Linked DNA regions of Homo sapiens: region 1 is linked to region 2. The links are chromatin contacts, found by Hi-C or POLR2A ChIA-PET in ENCODE. All regions are on one chromosome and are shown on one strand. The core of a region is the stretch at or near the end of the contact, and the rest is flanking DNA. Distances in the headings are between cores, read along the strand shown.

Evidence for each region. A loop is a pair of places that touch in the nucleus more often than their neighbours do. ChIA-PET counts read pairs that join two places held with the same protein, here RNA polymerase II (POLR2A).
Region 1: a map of endothelial cell of hepatic sinusoid shows a loop between it and region 2 (8-fold over the local background). The contact joins two enhancer-like sites. A Hi-C loop is called at or near these places in 1 of 168 maps with a recorded cell type or tissue (endothelial cell of hepatic sinusoid). POLR2A ChIA-PET finds 5 or more read pairs at or near these places in 7 of 52 experiments (A549, A673, PC-3 and 3 more).

Annotation. Positions count from the first base shown.
Region 1 is chr20:48,944,570-48,947,269 of GRCh38, forward strand. The region is part of intron 3 of ARFGEF2 (ARF guanine nucleotide exchange factor 2); the gene reads left to right. Among named protein-coding and RNA genes, the nearest start is that of ARFGEF2, 24 kb to the left of the region's middle. Within about 2 kb of position 1,447, at least 9 of the 41 ENCODE cell types and tissues checked have a DNase peak (open chromatin) inside an H3K27ac peak, as active enhancers do.
Region 2 is chr20:48,903,463-48,906,162 of GRCh38, forward strand. No RefSeq gene overlaps it. Among named protein-coding and RNA genes, the nearest start is that of ARFGEF2, 17 kb to the right of the region's middle. Within about 2 kb of position 1,284, at least 2 of the 41 ENCODE cell types and tissues checked have a DNase peak (open chromatin) inside an H3K27ac peak, as active enhancers do.

The DNA of each region.
Region 1 (2,700 bases), core at 197-2,696, 41 kb after region 2:
CCCACCTCAGCCTCTCAAGTAGCTGGGACCACAGGCTTGCACAACCACACCCAGATAATTTTATTTTTATATTTTTTGTAGAGACAGGGTTTCACCAAGTTGCCCAGGCTGGTCTAGAACTCCTAAGCTCAAGTGATCCTCCCGCCTAGGCCTCCCAAAGTTTGGGGATTACAAACATGAGCCACTGCACCCAGTGGGTTTCTAGGACTTCTTGACTCTGTGTCTGTGTTCTTAACCAGGGGTCATCAGCTTTGGCCCATGAGCCAAATCTGGCCTACTGTCTGCTTTTGCAAATAAAGTTTTATTGGAACACAGCTGTCTTAGTCTGCTTGGGTTGGTGTAACAGAATATCATAGACTGGATGTCTTCAACAACAGGCATTTATTTCTTACAGTTTTGAAAGCTAGGCAGTATAAGATCAAGGTACTGGCTGATTTGGTTCCTGGTGAGGGTACACTCCTTCTGGCTGCAGACAGCTGTGTTCTCACGTGTCATGGAGAGAGAGCTAGGTTTCTGGTTTCTTCTTAGAGGACACTAATCCTGTCATGAGGGACCTACCCTCATGACTGCATCTAAGCCTGATTATTTCTCAAAGGCCCAGCCTCCTAATACCATCACATTGCAGGCTTAAGGCTTCAACATACAAATTTTAGGGGGACACAAACTTTCAGTCTGTAGCAACAGCTATGCCCATTCGTTTATGTATTACCTGTGGCTGCCTTCCTGCTACTGTGACCTAGCGGAGTAGCTGTAAAGGAGACCAAATGACCCGCAGAGCCTAAACATTTAGTATGTGTTCCTTTATGGAAAAAGGTTGCTGCTCTTAACTGGCCCCTGCTCTTGACTGTACCCATGTGGTTCTGGCCTGTTTAGTAACAGAAATCGTTTGTTTCTGGAACTCCTTGCATCTGAGTATGATTTCAAACGGAAACACACCCTGCCTTGTTTCAACCCACTGTGAATCTTGAGTCTTATGGGGTATGGTTATCTCTCTTTTTAGAATGGAAGTTCTGGCTGGGTGCAGTGGCTCACGCCTGTAATCCCAGCACTTTGAGGCAGGAGGATCACTTGAGGCCAGGTATTTGAGAACAGCCTGGGCAACATATTGAGACCCCATCTCTACAAAGTAAAGTAAAAATAAAAAGTTAGCTGGGCCATGTGGTGCACACCTTTAGTCCCAGTTACTCAGAAGGCAGAGGCAGGAGAATTGCTTGGGCCCAGGAGGTTGAGGCTGCAGTGAGCCGTGATGGTGACACCTAACTCTAGCCTGAGTGACAAAGCAAGACCCTGTCTCTTTAAAAAAAGGAAAAACACACAGAAAGGAATGGAAGTTCTCTGAGATGTAATAGATTCTCTGAGATGTAATAGGTACACTAGGATTTCTTTGTTTAGTATACAAAATGAGTCATCCTTTTTATGACATGAGAAAGTGGCTCGGTGCTCCCTGGGCTACTGAATGGAAAAAATGTACTTCCCCATGGTGGCTGCCCTTGCCAAGCCTGTTTGACTGGCTTTTCCCAGTGTGGGCAAGGTAACCTCTGTCTTAGAAATGGAAGGCCAGCATCGGGGTAAAGTTTGGTTTGGGCAGAATTGAAACCAGCTGCAGATACATCAGTGCTATGCCCTGCCATTCCTTGAGCTTGGCGCAGCAGTAGGAGTGGCAAAGGTGCTTCTGGGATTGATTTGCCATAAGCACAGTTAGCTCAGGCTTCCTCTCCACTGGGAGAAGCCTGGAGACTTCCCCTGCGGCTTGCTTCTACCAGGTGAAAAAGATTCTGTCTTCCCTTTCTCCAGCATTTGGTCTGCTACACGCTTCCCCGCAGCCAGGGCTCAGTGTAAGGGGGGTTAAGGTCAGTCTTGTCTAAGCTACTAAGTAGTCCCCAAGTTTTTCTGGTCACATATCAATTTTATATATATATATATATATTTTTATTTTTTATTTTTTTAGAGAAAGATAGGTATTTTTTAGAGAAAGGAAACACCTTTCATTCTGTTACCTAGGCTGGAGTGCAGTGGCGTGATCAGGCTTCCGAAAACCCCGACTTCCCCAGGCTCAGGTGATCCTCCCATCTCAGCCTCCCAAGTAGCTGGGACCACGGGCTAATTTTTCTATTTTTTGTAAAGGCAAGGTTTTGCCATGTTGTCCAGGCTGGTCCTGAACTCCTGAGCTTAAGCCCACCTTGGCTTCCTAAAGTGTTAGGATTACAGGCGTGAGCCACTGTGCCCAGCCAGTTTTTTTGGTTTTTTTTAGAGACAGGGTCTCACTCTGTTGTCCAGACTAGAGTGCAGTGGCTTGATCATAGCTCACTGCAGCCTCAAACTCCTGGACTCATGTAATCCTCCCACCTCAGCCTCCCGAGTAGCTGGGACTACAGGTGTGTGCCGCCACACCCAGCTAGTTATTTTTTTTACTTTTTGTAGAGACCGGGGTCTTACTTTGTTGCCCAGGCTGGTCTCGAACTCCTGGCCTCAAGTGAATAATAAAACCATTTTTGAGGATATCCTGCCAATATATTCATATTTCTTTAATTTAAAATTATAGGTTAGGGCCAGGTGCGGTAGCTCATGCCTATAATCCCAGCACTTTGGGAGGCCGAGACGGGCAGATTGCCTGAGCTCAGGAGTTCAAGACCAGCTTGGGCAACATGGTGAGACCCCATCTCTGCTAAAAATACAAAAAATTAGCTGGGTGTGGTAGCA
Region 2 (2,700 bases), core at 34-2,533:
CCTGGGAGGCAGAGGTTGCAGTGAGCCGAGATCACGCCACTGCACTCCAGCCTGGGCGACAGAGTGAGACTCAGTCTCAAAAAAAAAGAAGAAAGAAATTAGTTCTGATCATGGGAAAACCAGGTGAGTAGCAATGATCTCAGCAGGCTGAGATGAATTCTATGCAGCCACAAGTCTGGGAGATAATGTTTACCAGACCAGAGAGAATCTGTAATTCCTACGGCCTTGGTACCTTCAGGAATAGAGAGATTCTATTGCCAAATAATGACTTCCAGGTGGTGCATTAATGACAACAGTGGGTAGTTTTGGTCCCCTCTGCCGCTGGGCCCAGGGGACTCTGGGAACCATCACCCTTGGTGGGATCTGGCTTGGGAGTTGGCCCTAAATCGCCTGCCATGGGAGCGGGTTTAGAGGGGAAGCAGTGGCCCCCCAGGAGGTCAGGGGTCCTAGAGTCATCTAGAAGAACAACAGAAAGAAATACCTAGGGCAGGTCAGGCGCGGTGGCTCACGCCGGTAATGCTAGCACTTTGGGAGGCCAAGGTGGGCAGACCAGCTGAGGTCAGGTGTTTGACACCAGCCTGGCCGACATGGCGAAACCCCGTCTCTACTAAAAATACCAAAAAAAATTAGTTGGGCATGGTGGTGGGCGCCTGTAATCCCAGCTACTGGGGAGGCTAAGGCAGGAGAATTGCTTGAACCCGAGAGGTGGAGGCTGCAGTGAGTCATGATCGTGCCTCTGCACTCCAGCCTGGGCGACAGAGCAAGAATCTATCTCAAAAAAAAAAAAAAAAAGGGCCAGGCACAGTGGTTCATGCCTGTAATCCCAGCACATGGGGAGGCCAAAGTGGGAGGATCACGAGGTCAGGAGCTCAAGACCATCCTGGCTAACACGGTGAAACCTCATCTCCACTAAAAATACAAAAAATTAGCTGGGTGTGGTGGCACGTTCCTTTAGTCCCAGCTATTCGGGAGGCTGAGGCAGGAGAATCACCTGAACCCGGGAGGCGGAGGTTGCAGTGAGCCGAGAAGGCGCCACTGCCACTGCACTCCAGCCTGGGCGACAGAGCAAGAAAGAAAGAGAGAGAGAGAGAGAGAGAAAGAAAGAAGAGAAAGAAAGAAAAGAAAGAAAGAAAGAGAGAGAGAAAGACCTAGGGCAGCAGACACCAGGCTTTGGTCTGTGAGGCTCTGATACCCCGCCCCCCACAAGCTGCTGAATGTCCTTGGAGAATGAGAGGCGAGGGGATGGGAGGCAATGGGGCTGAAATCACTTCTAGGAAGGAACTACCCTCTGTGCTTTCCCATCAGGCAACTGAAGGAGCAAGTTCCCGGGGCTGGAAGCACAGCAATGAGAGGGAAGCACAGAGGTCACGGGTGACAGTGGGGAAAACGAGGCAGCAGTGGAAATGTATCAGAAGCAAAATGTGCTGGGTTTTGCCTAAGGCTAGCAATGCAAAACAAATCAGGAAAGTCCCCTGGACTTCGTGAGGTGGGCTCAGGCACACATGGAAAATTGTGGTGAGGGAGGAGATTTTTTCCTAATTAGCACTGAGGGATCCAATAAGCCAAACCTTTTTCACACATGACATAGCTATCAGATTTTATCCCGGTGCCAGGGAAGCTCACGAGAATGATTCTGAGACAAGATGATGAAGCCAAAATCTTTCCCCCGGCTTTTTTTTTTTTTTTTTTTTTTTCTAAAGTGTAAAACAGGACCAGGTGGTGAGTCTAGTTGAACTGCTCGAGCATTGGTGCTCTCTGGTGGCCAATATAGAAATTGCATTGGCAGCGGTGCAAAAGTTTTCCTTTTTATGAAAAAAGTCAGATAATCTAAGAGGTGTTGCAGAAGCTAGCATTGCTTAAGAGGGATGTTTATTGGAAGGTGTAATCTTGGAGTTAGAATCTTTAACATGCTTCTTCTGAAACCAGCTTTTCCTCGTTCTCTGTCTTGGTAAATGGCCTGACCACCCATTGTTCCCCAAGTAAGAAACGTGGGGGTCACACTAGACACCTACTCTCCCTCATCTTCACACTCAGGCAGTCCCTGAGGCTTGTGCCCTTAACTGTCTAAATTTGCCTTTTTCTTCTTCTTTTTTTTTTTTTTTTCCTGAGACGGAATCTCATTCTGTCACCTGGGTTGGAGTACAATGGTGTGATCTCGGCTCACTGCAACCTCCACCTCCCGGGTCAAGCGATTCTCCTGCCTCAGCCTCTGGAGTAGCTGGGATTACAGGCATATGCCACCACGCCCAGCTAATTTTTGTATTTTTAGTAGAGACAGAGTTTCACCATGTTGGCCAGGCTGGTCTCCAACTCCTGGCCTCAGGCGATCTGCCCACCTCAGCCTCCCAAAGTGCTGGGATTATAAGCGTGAGCCACCATGCCTGGCCTTTTTTCTTTATTTCTTTTTTCTTTTCTTTTCTTTTTTTTTTTTTAAAGTTTGGGTCTGCTCTGTCACCCAAGCTGGAGTGCAGTGGGTGACAGAGCTCTCTGAGACCTCAAATTCCTGGGCTCAAGCAACAGTCCCACCTCCGTCTCCAAAACCACTGGGATTACAGGTGCAAACCACTGGGATTACAGGTGCGAGTCACTGGGATTACAGGTGCGAGCCACTGGGATTACAGGTGCGAGTCACTGGGATTACAGGTGCGAGTCACTGGGCCCTGCCTACCTAGCATCGCTTCTGTCATATTCTGTTAGCAA